2 separate regions of the Mus musculus genome follow, and region 1 is linked to region 2. The links are chromatin contacts, found by Hi-C or POLR2A ChIA-PET in ENCODE. All regions are on one chromosome and are shown on one strand. The core of a region is the stretch at or near the end of the contact, and the rest is flanking DNA. Distances in the headings are between cores, read along the strand shown. Region 1 holds the start of Elp5 (elongator acetyltransferase complex subunit 5). Region 2 holds the start of Tnfsf13os (tumor necrosis factor (ligand) superfamily, member 13, opposite strand).

The links. Hi-C counts contacts between places; a loop is a spot of excess contacts on that map. ChIA-PET counts read pairs that join two places held with the same protein, here RNA polymerase II (POLR2A).
Region 1: POLR2A ChIA-PET joins it to region 2 with 10 read pairs in Patski. The contact joins the promoter of Elp5 here to the promoter of Tnfsf13os in region 2. A Hi-C loop is called at or near these places in 1 of 37 maps with a recorded cell type or tissue (heart). POLR2A ChIA-PET finds 5 or more read pairs at or near these places in 1 of 5 experiments (Patski).

The regions. Positions count from the first base shown.
Region 1 is chr11:69,976,055-69,982,944 of GRCm38, forward strand. It overlaps Elp5 (elongator acetyltransferase complex subunit 5), which reads right to left and starts at 5,181. Exons shown (of 9, transcript NM_018740.2): 1 at 5,153-5,181; 2 at 4,160-4,508; 3 at 3,945-4,005; 4 at 3,776-3,856. The coding sequence starts at 4,205. Ctdnep1 (CTD nuclear envelope phosphatase 1) reads left to right here and starts at 5,114. Exons shown (of 8, transcript NM_026017.2): 1 at 5,114-5,531. The coding sequence starts at 5,430.
Region 2 is chr11:69,679,102-69,686,952 of GRCm38, forward strand. Tnfsf13os (tumor necrosis factor (ligand) superfamily, member 13, opposite strand) reads left to right here and starts at 2,931. Exons shown (of 3, transcript NR_166809.1): 1 at 2,931-3,046; 2 at 5,303-5,572. It overlaps Senp3 (SUMO/sentrin specific peptidase 3), which reads right to left and starts at 2,869. Exons shown (of 11, transcript NM_030702.4): 1 at 2,562-2,869; 2 at 1,042-1,749. The coding sequence starts at 1,738. Tnfsfm13 (tumor necrosis factor (ligand) superfamily, membrane-bound member 13) reads right to left here. Exons shown (of 13, transcript NM_001159503.2): 8 at 5,928-6,029; 9 at 5,559-5,637; 10 at 5,384-5,431; 11 at 5,117-5,232; 12 at 4,753-4,891; 13 at 3,476-4,243. The coding sequence ends at 4,134. Tnfsf13 (tumor necrosis factor (ligand) superfamily, member 13) reads right to left here and starts at 6,453. Exons shown (of 6, transcript NM_023517.2): 1 at 5,928-6,453; 2 at 5,559-5,637; 3 at 5,384-5,431; 4 at 5,117-5,235; 5 at 4,753-4,891; 6 at 3,476-4,243. The coding sequence starts at 6,158. The coding sequence ends at 4,134. It also overlaps Tnfsf12.

The sequences.
Region 1 (6,890 bases), core at 3,931-6,430, 300 kb after region 2:
GAACAACAACAAAAGCCCTCTCCTGTAGAGATTCTCCCATGCACAGGGCTTCTGTCATTTCTTACCATTGATTTCTAAGATTTACTAAGGGCAGGAAACAAGTTTGCCTCATTCACTGTTCATCCCCTGTGTCCTAGCACAGCTCCTGGTTTTTGATCCTCAGTATAGGTACACCTAGTGAGTGAATGTGGATATTGCAGTAACCTTCCCAACTAGTCTCCACATCCAGGCTGCCTTGTTCTGTTACATTCTTGACAAGCTAATCAATGGACTAGTGTTTCTAAAAGGCATGGTGTGACTAACTCTCTCCCAGCCGTCCTTGGCCTAACATCTGAACTTCTATTGTGCTCCATAAGTCCTATCTCAGTCAGGCACCTCTTTATCTCTCTGACCTCTCATGCTCCGTCATTCATTACTTTGTTGCTTCCTTTGCCTTTAGGACAAGCCCATCAGTATCCTGTAGTGAGTGCAAGTCTGGACTCTAGGACTAAATTAAGCACCATTCGGAACAACTCAAGGGCAGTCTGCTTATCCTGCCAGCTCATAGGTCAGCAGATACACTGCCTATCTTTTTATTCGAGGGTCTTTGTTTTGGTTTGCACATGTTGTCACCACTCCGCACTGCCTCAGCTCCCAGCTGCCTGGAACTCCAGCTTCAGGTAATCTGATGTTTCTAAAGATCTACCTCTTCTTCCAGTTACTATTAGTAGTAGTTTTAGGGGATACGGTCAAAATTGTTACGTGGTCAGATGATCTTGAATTTTTGACCCACCAATCTAAACTTCCTAAGTGCTGCAATCACAGAATCCAGGTTTATACAGTGCAGACTCAGGCCTGAGCAGGCTAAGGAGGCACCCACCACCAACTGAGCCGCGCCTCTGGTCCCTAAAAGAAGTTTATGATTTTTTTTGGTTTTTCGAGACAGGGTTTCTCTGTATAGCCCTGGCTGTCCTGGAACTCACTTTGTAGACCAGGCTGGCCTCGAACTCAGAAATCCGCCTGCCTCTGCCTCCCAAGTGCTTGGATTAAAGGCGTGCGCCACCACCACCCGGCAAGTTTATGATTTTTCTAACAGGATTTTATCTCATTCTAATTATGTGTATATATGTGAGTCTGTGATTATGTGTGTACAGTGAGTATAGATGCCCAAGGAAGCCAGAAGAGGACATTAGACACCTCTGAGCTGGAAATACAGGTGCCCGGTGTAGGTGCTGACAGACAACCACACTGAGGGCCTCTGCAAGGACAGCAGGCACTCTTAACTGAGCCATCTCTCTAGACCCTGGGATTCATTTTTAGTAGTATTTTTCTTTTAATTTTTTAAAAATTGAACATGCATTAGTGGTTTTGAGTGTATTCATGTCTGTGTGAAGGTATCAGATGTCCTTGATCTAGAGTTACAGATAGTGAGCATGTGAGTGCTGAGAATTGAACCCAGGTCCTCTGGAAGAGCCGTCAGTGCTCTTTATCACTGAGCCATCTTTCCAGCCCCTATTATTTTATTTTCTGAGACGGGATCTCACTAGGTTTCCTTGGCTGGCTTGGAATTCACTACGTAGACCAGGCTGGCCTTGAATTCATAAGAGATCTGCCTGTCTCTGCCTCTCAAGTGCTGGTATCCTGTCTTCAAACCACACGAGTCTCTTTACATATGCTACCACGACCATCTGGGTAGTGACAATTGACCCTAGAGTCTGGTAGGTGTGGTGACACATGTCTTTAATCCCAGCACTCAGGAACCAAGGCGGTGGATCTCTGGGAGTTTGAGTCCAGTCTGACCTACAGAGGACTACAATACACTGAAGACTACACAGAGAAACCCTGTCTTGAAAAAACATACGAAACCAAACCAAACCAAAAGCACTGGCCACCACTGCTCAGTTAAGAGATCTAAAGATCGCCAGGGCCAAAAAGGGGGAGTGGGTGGGTGGGTATGGGGGACTTTTGGTATAGCATTGGAAATGTAAATGAGCTAAATACCTAATAAAAAATGGAAAAAAAAAGATCTAAAGATCAATTTTGCTAAACACACGAATTCTTCACTGGATTCTACACATAATGCAAATAAGATGAAGGCTTGGTATCCTGTCTTCAAACCACACGAGTCTCTTTACTTCAATTCTTGAATTAGACTCCACTCACTTCAGCACTTTAGACATGTTAGTCATTTTAAAAAACTGTTTATTTTGGGACTGGAGAGATGGCTCATTGGGTAAGAGCACTGGCTACTCTTCCAGAGGTCTTGAGTTCAATTCCCAGCAACCACATGGTGGCTCACAACCATCTATAATGAGATTTGATGGCCTCTTCTGACACACAGGTGTATATGCAGATAAAGCACCCATATACATAAAATCTATAAATCTTAAAAAGAAAACCATACGTATGTATACATATGTGTTTGTGTGTATAAGTACACTGTAGCTATCTTCAGACACACCAGAAGAGGGCATCAGGTCCCATTACAGATGGTTGTGAGCCACCATGTGGGTGCTGGGAATTGAACTCAGGACCTCTGGCAGAGCACTCTTCTGATTTCTGCAAACACCAAGACATACCCCGGCCCACAAATATAGGCAAAACACTCACACACAAAAGATAAAAGCAAAGAAGCAAAACAAAGCTTTTAAAGTAATTTTGTCTTTCTAGCAGATAATTGTGGAAACATCTCAAGGAAACAATTATTTAGATAACTGTGGTTATTTGTGCCTTTTAAAGAATAAGATGTATTTGCTCTATGTTTATTATTTATTTAGAGACACTCTCACTATGTAGCCCTAACTGGTGTGGAACTCTTCTCTGTAGACCAGGCTGGCTTCAGATTCGAGAGATATGCCTGTATCTCCCTTGAATGCAGGGATTAAAAGTGTGTGCTATTGCCAGCCGTGATGGCGCACGTCTTTAATCCCAGCAGTAGGGAGGCAGAGGCCAGCCTGGTCTACAGAGTTCTAGGACAGCCAGGGCTATACAGAGAAACCCTGTCTCATAAAGCCCAAAAAAGTGTGTGCTATTACAGTGATCTTATGCCATTTTTTTAAATTGAAGAAATCTTATAAATTGGACATGTGGCATGTAACATAGTCACAGCATAGGGGAGGATGAGGCAGGATATGAGGCTGGGAGTTAAGAGGTTACTGTGGACTACACAGTGAGTTGTAACGCAGCCTACACCACATAATGAGATCCGCCCCATAATGAGATCAATTAAAAAAAAAAAAAAACAACAACCAAAAAACAAAATGTCCTTTTCTGAGAAAAATAAAATAAAATGGGCAAAAAAGTTCTATCCAAAGGTTAATTTAGCCTACTACTCTTTGGAATTAGTATGTTCCTTTATCCTGCCTTGTGTTTTCAGTTCAATTCTAGCATCTATAGTCTTGAGCCTTATAATAAGGCCTAGAACAAACCAACTCCAAGGACACTTATATAAAAGATGATGACATCAACTTTAGAAGAAACTCAAGTGTTTCTTGGTTGACTATGCATTAACGTGCAAACATTAAAGCCAGAATGCTTATGTATATACAGCAAACTATCTAAGCGTTTACTGCTCTCTTTTGTTGAGTGAGCAACAGCCTCATTCATGTCCCTTCAGTCAAGCCGGCAAGCTGGTGCTAAAGTCTCTAAAAAAAACCCATCTCGCTAGTCTTTTAATTTTTACTGTTCCAAACCCTACGATACCAGTTTCTCCACAGTATGAGATTCTGTGCTGTCTGTTGAAGAGACGTCCTTAGCAGCTGTAGTCCGAATGAAACCTGTTTTAATGTATACTCACCGGCTGTTGACATCAGAGTCGAAACCTTCGCGAAACTCTTCTTCGCTCACTTCACAGCCCAGAACGTGGACCTGCTCCCCACTAAGGCAGAGATGAAGGAAATATATTGAAGAGTGGGGGTACCGGCTCCCTTTCCGGGAAGGAGAGGAGAAACTGTGGGCTAACTCACCGAAGTGCAGATTTCTTGATAAGAGCCTTCAGGAGACTACGCCCTTCCCACTCCACGGAATCTGGGGAGAGCCAAGGATGGGTGAGACCTACTGAGCCCTCAGGGCTCCGACCACGACTTCCACCCCTAGCTGGGTATCCATCCCCAGCGGGTCCTCCAGGCTCCCGCTCCTTCAGCCAAGCCCAAGGCTACCACCGCATGCCTTGATCCCTCACCTCGCAAAAGCACCAAACCACCGATGGCCAACAACGAGTCCAGCATCTCTGACGCCTCAGGACGCCTTCTGATGTCGTCACCACCGAGGAGGCGGGGCACTTACGATTGCTTCCAACCTTAAAGGACCGCAAAGTCCGGAAAGAGGAGCCTGGTTTTTTTATGCTCCGTATTCTCAGGGGGCTTACACGGAGGGGCCGCTCCAGAGTCTCTGTACACAGTCCTAGAGACAACATCCTTAATCTACTCTTGCACCATGACTGGAGCCAGAAGGGCCGTTGGAACAGTTATCAGTGGGATGGGGACAAGGACAGAGGTCTCACGAGCTCCAATCCCGAAGAAGGTTCGAACCTGGGAATAAATGATGTCACTCGGCCCCGCCCACACGGCGCCTGGCTTCTCTCCAGGTCCCGCCCCGCAGTAACCTAGTGCGCGTGCGTAACGCTGCACCCCGGGGTCAGAGCAGAGAGCTTTCCTTAACTTTCCCCTCCCTCCTCAGAATGAATTGAGGGAAACAGCAATCCCGGGGAAGTGAATACACGTCACTACCGGAAGTAATGTCAGAGGGGAAGAGGAGGAGGGAAGAGAGGAGGGAGCCCTTTGGGCGGTAAAATGGCGCCTGTCAGAGTGGGAAGCCTAGCTGCAGAGGCTGCAGCCCCGCTCCTCAGCGGCTAAGCGATCCTGACCTCGGGGAGGGGGAGGCCACTCCGGCCCAGCGATCCGTGCCCTTCGGCTCCCCCTCCCCCTCCTCCCCAGCTCCTGCGCCCAGGGGGCCCCCGAGAATCGCCGCGGCCCACCGCGCGCCGCCGCCGCCCCCGCCCGCCCCCTTCCCGGGGCAGACCCCTAGCGCGCCTGCGCAGAAGGCCACCCTTCGCTTCCCCCTTCCCCTCCCATCTCCCTCCCTCCCTTTTCCCTAGCCCCCTCCCCCACTGCCCCCTCCCCCAATTCTCCATCCCCTTCCCTCCTGGTCTCAGAGGACCCTGTCCTAGCCCGACCTGTTTCGGCCTGCAGCCCACGCGAAGTCGTCGGTGCCACTTCCCGCTCATGTGGGCCCCCGCGGGCTGCCCACGCCAGTCCCCCAGTTCCCGGTTCCGCTGGGCTTTCCCTTCGCTGGGGGTGGCTTTCTAAGCCACCCACTCCGTGCTCATCTCTGCAGCCTCTCCTGCCGCTCGGGGCCCCCGTTCCCCCTCCCTGCGGCGGGGGGCTGCCCCCGGGGGGCTGGCGGAGCTGGGCCGCGGGGGCCCCGGGGCCGGCGGTGCCGGGGTCATCGGGATGATGCGGACGCAGTGTCTGCTGGGGCTGCGCACGTTCGTGGCCTTCGCCGCCAAGCTCTGGAGCTTCTTTATTTACCTTTTGCGGAGGCAGATCCGCACGGTGAGTTTGCTTGGGTGCTGCCAGTGGTGGGGTCCTCTGTCCGCGGTGCTCGCGGAATTTTGGATAGTGCTGGGCCTCTGCTTTGGGCCTAGGAAGGGAGCCTTGGCCAGAGCTTTACCCGCTGGAGAAGTAGGACACCTTTAAGCAAGGTTCAGCCCTTAATAAAAGAACCATGATTTTTACTGGGTTTGCTTTCTTTCTTAATCTGCCTAAATGGGATAGGATTTGGCAGTTCTCGGGGGCTAGAATGGTGCTCTCCTTACGAAAGCTAGAGTTGTTGCTAAAGAAAGAAGAGGCCGGGAACACCTGTTTGCTGGTAGCCAGAACTATTGATATGGGCTTTGGAAAGACCCTCCTGTTGAAAGTCAGACTCCTTTGTCAGTGGTGTGGGTGGGTAGAAGGGCATATGGAGCAGGAATTGGAACTTGAGGAAAAGCCTTGGGTGTGAAGGAGCTCCTCCAAAAAGGCTCTGGAATTCTCTAGCTTGTGTGTATGGGCTTATTATTAAGACCCTGGGACAGAAAACGATGCTTTTCCAATAGGCATCTTTAGTTGTCAGATGCACATTAAAGTTGGGTGTCTCATTAGACAAGCTGGCTGTTAGCTGGAGAGCTTGCATCTGAAGGTGGGCATGTTTCTCCAGGCGACTCTAGCGATTATGAAGGGATACTTGGAGTGTAGAGACTGTTTGGATGAACCCAGGTATCTCTGGGTTCTCTCCCTCAAGCTTTTCTCCAAGGTAAACATTGTTTCAGCTACCATTCCTCCCCGCCGCCCCTGCCCCCAGCCCTGGCTGTCCTGGAACTCACTTTGTAGACCAGGCTGGCCTCGAACTCAGAAATCCACCTGCCTCTGCCTCCCCAGTGCTGGTATCAAAGGCGTGCGCCATCACGCCTGGCTTACCATCACTTCTTAATGAACATGCCCTCTGGAGTAAATCTCCTGAAGTCAGATTCTGGGGGGAAATGACTGAGTAGCATGCAGGCTTTGGCAGCCCAGGTCAGAATTCCCAGAAGGACCTTGGTGGTTCTGGTAGAAGAGGTGACTGAGGTGGCTTGGACTTCAGTTCCTTCTCTAGCAGTCTGTTTATTTCTTCCACTTCCTGCTTTAGGGTGAGGATTATTTTGGATGGTGGCTATAAGCAGTCCTAGTCTCCTGAGATAAAATAGGATCCATAGGGTGTGTGAGGCTGGCCAGGTGTGGGCCTAACTCCTGAGGTTTTCTTTATGCTCTGACCTCTCATCCTCTTTCTGACCTTGCTCTGAGAACCCTCCCTCTTTTCACAGCTCCTTTATTTATTTATCTATCTATTTATTTATTTTTGAGTGTGGGGACTAGTGTCCAGCCCAACTATGGAAA
Region 2 (7,851 bases), core at 1,681-4,180:
AAAGAACCAATGCATACAAATGATAAGACCACAGAACACAGACTGAAGCAGAGTCTAGCAATGGAAACCTTATGGAATACAGACACCACCACCCTACACACACACACACACACACACACACACACACACACACACACACATATGTGCGCGCCTAATGTAAGGACAGCCAGAGTTTATTAAAAAAAAAAAAAAAAAGAAGAAGAAGAAGAAAAAGTAGTAGGTCATCTTCAAAAAAGAGGAAGAATGCAAAAGCCTAGGATTTGGAGACCAGAAATCTCTGCTGCCAATATCTGCTTACCACCTAACAGTGCACAGTGAGTGAGGAAGGCTCAGTAGTAGTAAGGTTGGTAAGTTTTTAGCTTGAGTTCTCAAAGAGGAAATATTCTAAATAAAAATGTTAAAATCTACAAATGATATATTCCATAAGAACCATGAGTGTCCTATGGAGATCCACATGTCTAGGCCTTTTTCCGGCAGGAAGAAAGCCTTAGAATGGACAACATGATTTCCTAGAGCATAGATAGCTCTTTGTCATCTGCACTGAAGACCATAGGACATCTACTTATGTAGATGTTCCCAACACTGTGTCCCAGGTATCAGTCCTGCTAAAAATCAGAGTCCCCAGCTCCCACAAGATAGGATCTTTCTTTGCAGCCCAGGTGGGGCCTTGATTAATTGTTCCATCTTAGCCTCCAAAATCATAGGATTAGTGTGTGCCTAGACGGGCCTTTAAAATTAAGGCTTAAATCGGGTGGTGGCGGCGCACGCCTTTAGTCCCAGCACTTGGGAGGCAGAGGCAGGCGGATTTCTGAGTTCGAGGCCAGCCTGGTCTACAGAATGAGTTCCAGGACAGCCAGGACTACACAGAGAAACCCTGTCTCAAAAAAAAAACTAAATTAATTAATTAATTAATTAATAAAAATTAAGGCTTAAGATCATTTCACGGATATTCTGGAAGCTTTGCTCTGCTTTTCTTAGGCTCACCATGGCAACAAACTCCTGGTGCTCCAGGCTCATCACCCTTCCCATTTCCCACCTTACCCGAGTCAGGGTCCAGAGGAGACTTTGGGGTCCACCTTAGTCCATCTTCCTCCATGGGGGGCCCAGAGGGCACTGGTGGAGACCCTCTCATCCCATCCTCTGCCATGAGAGCACCTAGCAGACCCAGCCGGGGTGGGGGTAGCCCCCGGGGGGAGTCAAAACGACAGCAGGGTGATGGCACCTGTGGCGTTGCACCCCCTTCCTGGGGTGAGAGATGGTTCTTGGGGTGCGCGAGGTTCCGCCGCCGGCCTCGGTGGCGCCCCCAAAGCTTCCAGTGGAATGTCAGCGAGGTGCTTTTTGAGTAGAGCAGCATCTGGAAGGCTCTCATGGCTCGGCGCCGGCGCTGTGAGCAGGTTTTTCTATGAGAGGGTCGGAGAGCTCGAGAGCGCTGGGAGGCCCCCAGTTGGCCCCACCTAGGGGGTAGCCTCCAAGCTGCTACTTCCTCCTCATCTTCCTCCTCTTCCTCTTCCTCTTCTTCACTAGCTGAGGCATCAAAAGATGGCCGGGGGGCAGGGAGGCGTCTAGTTGGCACTGTGGTCCCAGACCCAGGATCTGGCCCAAAACCACCACCGGACTTGAGCCGGGGCTTAGGGGGTAGGGGCCAACGAAGACGCTCTCGCCTGGGATTTGAGTAAGTGGTGCCGGGTCCCGGAGGCTCAGGCCCCCAAGACCCGGTCCCCTGTATAGTCTCTTTCATCTTTCAGTACCCTGTAAAACAAAAGTTTGATTATCCAACTGAGGACACCCTACTCCTTTCTCCAAGATCGGAACTGTTCTTCAGCATTGTCCCTCTAATCTCAGATACAGCTAAAGACAAATCTAAAAACTCATAACTTCAGCTCTTCCCAGCCAACCTCGTCCAGAAGGAACTGACTCTGCCATCATTTCGTCCCTTGTCCAGGTAGAGAAGACAAAAGAAAATGACTGACTGGTAGGCCTTAGATATTTTATTTTTAAGCTCTTTGGGTGAAACCCAGTATTTCCAGGCTCAGCTTTAATGCTACTATGGATGTCCTTGGGACAAGTCTGAAGGCTGTTTTGCTAAGAGAGATGGCTCAGCACAGGAACCCAGACACAGGTACCTGGGAAGACAACTTTCACCAGGAAAACTTTGGTCCCCTGTGGGAAGTTCCCTTTCGCCCTGGAATGATATGGGGGTAGGGGGGGAACACACACGTCTCAGGTATGGGGGAGGGTGGTGCGAGGGCAATGGCTCAGGAAATGGAGTGATGAGAGGAAACGTTGAAGAAAACTGCAAGCGAACCGAATCGGTGCTTAGCGACCGAATTAAGGAGATGGGACAGAACGGAGCCGTGGGGGCCAGGCAGACCGGCCCCTCTCCAGTCTTCTCCCAGGAGACCTGATCGCTTCCCGGCCCCAGTATAGTTTGAAAGCTCGGGCGACTCGGCACACAACAGTCTTAAGTCCTTTAAAGGGCTTCCTGGGCCCAGTTAGGTGCGAGCGAAGACCAGAAATGGAAGAGGCCACAAGGGCGGGGGGAGGGGAAGGGGCGTCCTCACCAGGAGCGGGGAAGCCGGGCACACGGGCCCCAAGGCGGCTGTCTCCGACTTAGGCTTTCCGGCTCATCTTTCGGACGGCGGCGACCCCGCCACTCCTGCTATCCTCAGGCGGAGCCGTCTCAATTCACGAAGCCAATGCTCGTGCCGCCCCACTGCGGCCGCCTCTAGCGCGGCTCTAGCCTCCACCTCCACCTCCACCTCCAGCACCGCCGCCACCCCTCCTCCTCCTTCCCCTCCCGCGAGCCCCAGGCCCACCGCCGATGGCGGCGCGCAATTAGTGCGTCACACCCGGCGAGCAGCGCCGGCTCGTGCTCAGTCCCGCCTACCTCAGCGCGTCTAGGCCACCGGACGGTCCCGCCCTCGAGCTCTACGCGGAGCCGAGCCTGCGCACAGTCGCCTGGCTTGCCGCGTGTGGCAGTCCCACGGCTCGCTCTTTTACGCCTGCGTGTCGCGCCTAGCCTCACGCTCTACGTCGCAGCCACACGGTACTCCCTGCTCTTCCGTGGCCTGAGCTTTGGGTGATCTAGTGGGCTTCCCAGTGCATGGCCAGAATGTCAGGGGCCCCGCAAGGATTGGACCAAAGCTAGGCGCTTAGGAAAACGGAGGCCGAACATTGGGTTTTGAGGGCTTTGTTTTTAAAAACAAACAAACAAACAAAAAACAGCTGGGCGTGGTGGCGCACGCCTTTAGTCCCAGCACTTGGGAGGCAGAGGCAGGCGGATTTCTGAGTTCGAGGCCAGCCTGGTCTACAGAGTGAGTTCCAGGACAGCCAAGGCTACACAGAGAAACCCTGTCTCAAAAAACGAAAAAAGAAAAAAAAACAAAAACTTTAAGCAGGGCGTGATTAAATAGTGAGACACGACCGGTGTGCCAGGGCGTCCAGTACATACAAACTTCCCGGATACCAGTCTGATCGTGGAGAGCCTTTCGTTTATTTGTTTGTTAGTTTGTTTGAGACAGGGTCTCACCATTGTAACCCCTGGGTGGCCTGGAACTCACTATTTAGACCAAGTTGGCCTCGAACTCATCGAGATCTGCCTCCCGAGTACTGTGATTTAAGGCGTAAAGCTCAGTGCCCAGCTCGGAAGTGTATAGGAGAATGGGGAGGATGAATGGCATGCATATCGAGGCACCTAACATATATCTTTTTCTAGATAGTAACAAGAATTTGGACGCAATAGGTGAAATACTGAAAGCCGGGCTTCTTGTTAATTGAAGCAGAGGGTACTTGAAGAGTTGGATAAGGTTTTCCCTAGCAGAGACCATAGTCTTTCCTCAACCTGCCGCTAGATGGTGCTGCTGTTCTGGATGCATTCCAGTGGACAAGGCTTGGCACAGTGCGCAAAACCCCCTTCGCACACACAACAAAAGAATTTGGGGCTGTGTGGGAGATAAACACAAAATATTCTACTTTTTTAATATCCATGGAGTCAAAGCCCAGATAGTGGGAGCGGGAAAGGCAAAGGGAGGAACAACAGTCAAGGCAAAGCCATGGAGAGCTGTTCTTGACCGTTCCTTGTCCTTTGTCTAGCCAGTTTTTGGAATGGGAAATCCCCACCCCCTTTATAACAATCATAGTTTCACAAACCCCAGGAATGTTCCATGCGGAGAAAGGCTAAGTTTTGCGTTTGCCCGTGGAATTTTGACAGTGATAATATCCCCTTGATGTAAATGAAAGACACCTGAGGGTGGGGGAAAAAAACATTTCAGACGCTTCGTTCTGCCTGCTCCAGCCCCTCCTCCATTTTGATTTTATGTTTTCAGTTTTTTGTTGGGGAACATGTGCATGTGTGGAGATCAGAAGACAGCTTGAGAGTTGGTTCCTTCCTTTTGCTCTGTGGGTTCTCGGAATCAAACCCAGGAGGTGAGATGTAAGGGATGGAGCAAGTTACTTTCCTAAGTGAGCGGTCTCACTGGCTTTGTTGAATTTTGAAGGCAGTCTCACTCTGTAGCCTAGGCTGACCTTGAACTTTAGGCTAACCTATCACATGGGCTTCATATGTGGGATTATAGGCACGAACCTAGTTGTTCATAGGCGGGTGCCTTTTCTCCCTGCAAGGACTTTGGCATCTTGTTCTTGAGTCTTCAGATTTGCCTCTCCACCCCCGTTCCCAACTCTCTGGTCTAACTCCCCACTCCAAGTCAGCTCTGCTACCTCATATCAACACTCCACGGAGCCCACAGTTCTCACCTGCACTGTAGCAGCTATTGTAGGCACGGTCAGGATCAGAAGGCATACTTCTGATACATCGGAATAGAGTTTCTCTTCTCCCTTGTCCTTCCCGAGATACCACCTGACCCATTGTGAAAGTCACATCATGAAACAGGACCTGTCAGAGAAGGGAGACGCTGAAGAAAACCGGGATGGCACCATTCAGTCCCTGGAGGCCTCAGGAGCACTGGCAGTGGAGCCAGGCAATAAGGAGGGGGTTTTCTAAGTTTAGTATGAGCAGAGGGATCAGGAAAACCCTCCTTACAGACAGGGTACATAGAAAGAAGAGTGACAAGCCAGTCTCCATGTCCACACGGCAGGCTCAGGGCTTATCTGGGATTACCTGACTATAGAGCAGATAAATTCCAGTGTCCCAGACTCGTACAATGTCTCCCTGGGCCTCCAGGCCTCTCCCACGCCTAAGTACTGGTTGCCACATCACCTCTGTCACGTCAGAGTCTGCTAGAGGTGAGGAGTGTGCAGGTCAGCATTTCCTTACCCTCAGTACATGAGCTCTCTCCCTTTTCAGTTCTAGGGTTCTCTTGGCCCCAGCCCCACAGTTCCTGGTTGGTGCCCCTCCCACAGTGCCGTTATTTAAAATAGTGCTTACCCTTGGAGGTAATGTTAACTGGAACAAGATGCAGGACTGAGTGCTTCTCTAAGGAAAGAAGGAGGAAACAGCAGTGTTGACCTGCCCTGGAGTCCACCCTCACCTCAGCCCTGCTCCGCATCCCTCGTGCTCCTGGGTCACCGCCAACCGCACCGAAACCCCAGGGCTCACTCACTCTTGTGCTTCTGGGTGAGTACTGCTCTCCTTCTCCGAGATTTCGCCCCATCCTTCCAGGCTTCCAGGACATCAGGACTCTGCTCATGAAAGAGGGCCAGAGTTTGACTAAGATGTTAAGGGTCTCAGACAACCTTCTTCCCAGCCCTCCTCAACACCAGGAATAACTGAAATGTATGTATCTGTCATAGGCCCCTGATCTGGGCACTGACTGCCTTTCAGGGTGTTTATTTTCCTTAAATGGCTGTTCCCTTGACTTCCAAATCTAGATCCACCTCCAGCACTTACTTGCAATTTTGCAGATTGAGAGGCTCTGAGACCCCTCTGCCATTCATCCTTCAGCCCTAGATTCCCATCTCCCCTGACTCACCTGCTCCCAGAGGCTCTGCCATGGGCGCTCTCCCTGCTTCTGGGAAGGCCCTCCACTCCGCTGCAGCCGGCTCACCTCCCGCCTTAGGCTTTGCAGCTCTGTCTGTTGGATCAGTAGTGCGACAGCACAAGTCACAGCCCCCAGAACTGCCCCCCAACTCAACCAAAGAGCAACCGAAAGGGCTGGCTCTCTGACTGAGCCCCCCATGTGGCCTGGAGATGAGGCTGGCATGAGCTAGGGACCCTGCCAACAGCTGTGGTCTCAGAAGTGAGGTGGCCAAGAGGTAGCAGGGAGGGTGGGAATACAGGCAAAGGCACAGAAGGGAAGAGCGGGTTACGCAAGGGAGAAATAAAAAGGAACTTGAGAATAGGAAGAAATCAAGCTAGGGTACTATTAGTCCCCCTTGTCCCCAGGGTCGAGCTAGTGACACTCTGACACTCCTTCCCCCCTAGCCTCAGGAGAATTTGGTGCCATTATCTAGGAAGGACAGGGCAGCCGTGACACCCAGAAGGAGCGGCCAGCCTTCAGGAGCCCAGGGGCGGCCCCTAAGTTGGAGGAGGGCAGGTCGGTTGGTTATGGGGCATGGTGCCAGGAGCAGGGAATGGGTATAAGCTGGGCAGCGTGGGGTTTAGAAGGTGAGTGTGGTAGACTCTGACTCAGGCATGAATGAGATCTTTGAGGAGGTTTGTTAGGGGTGACTGGAGATGAAAAAAAGGGGTTTAGGGGCCAGCAGGGAGGAGAACCAGGGACAAGAAACTGGCAGGGTGCTGGGGTTAAGGCTGGGCCGGGTGTGTTGGAACCAGGCCTGCACTACTCCCTGTGCTGAACTTGGCAAGCTGGACTTCCTGTTTCCCAAGAAGAGTTCTTACATAAGGTTCTCTGGACAAAGAGAAAAGACAAAAGCGGCAAGCCCCTCAGTCGGTGCAGCTCTCCTCCCCACGCCCATGTAGCTGGCCCACCGGAATCCTTCCTACGGCTGGTTCTAAGCCCCTTCCCAAGCTAGATCCCATCCCATGTCCTAGCCAGACCTCTGCCAGCACCTGCTCAACTGCTTGAGGCTGCCAAGAGGAAGGGCCCTGCTCCTCCTAGCCAGGGATTCCCCTGCAGGAGGAAGTCCTTTGCTAGGAAAATGAGGCTGCTTCTGCAGCACCTTGAGCAGAGGACCAGGTGGGTTTTGTTGTTGTTTGTTTGTTTGTTTGCATTTTTTTTCTGGTACCTTTGTGATTTCTATTCAGAACTGCAGCTTGGAGGCATGCAGGTCCCTGTTCCCCAAAGCCTAAATCCCCTTCCCACAATCTTCAGTTACTCTGAACCCCAAAGAAGAGAAATCATGATTTATTCTCTTTAATATCCATTTAACATTTTGTCACAATAATAATAAAAATAGTATCTTTTCAAAATCCACAGGGATCCAGGGAGGAGCTTGTCCCCAGCTCTTCCCCCTCACAGTTGGGAACTTCTGGCCTAGTCCCAGGTTCTCTGGCTTCCTGCCACCAGGTCCAGCCCATCTCAGTGCCTGGTGCACAAAGTCAATAAACACGTGGTCGGGTGAGTGGGTGGGGGAGTCAGGGATAAGTAGGGGCTTTGGGAGCTAGTGAGGTGGATAGTTGTGGTGGGATGGGATGTTAAAGAAGAGCAAGGATACGTCTGTGGAATGGAAAACATGTGAACAAGCTCTGGCTGCCTTTGAGGAGAGGACAGGACTGGACCAAGGAGCAGCGAGGGGGTGGAGGAGTGGGGGTGGGGTAGGGAGGTGTGGTGATGCTCCTGGAGCCAGGGAAAGTTTAAGGAATCTGGGAGAGCAAGGCCCCTCAGTGAACTTGAAAGAGTCCAAAGTAGGTTAGGAAGGGGGCAGCCTTAAGATGAGCCCAGGGGAGGGTGCGGATCCGAAGGGAAGACCCTGGCCGCAGCGGCAACAGCCCAG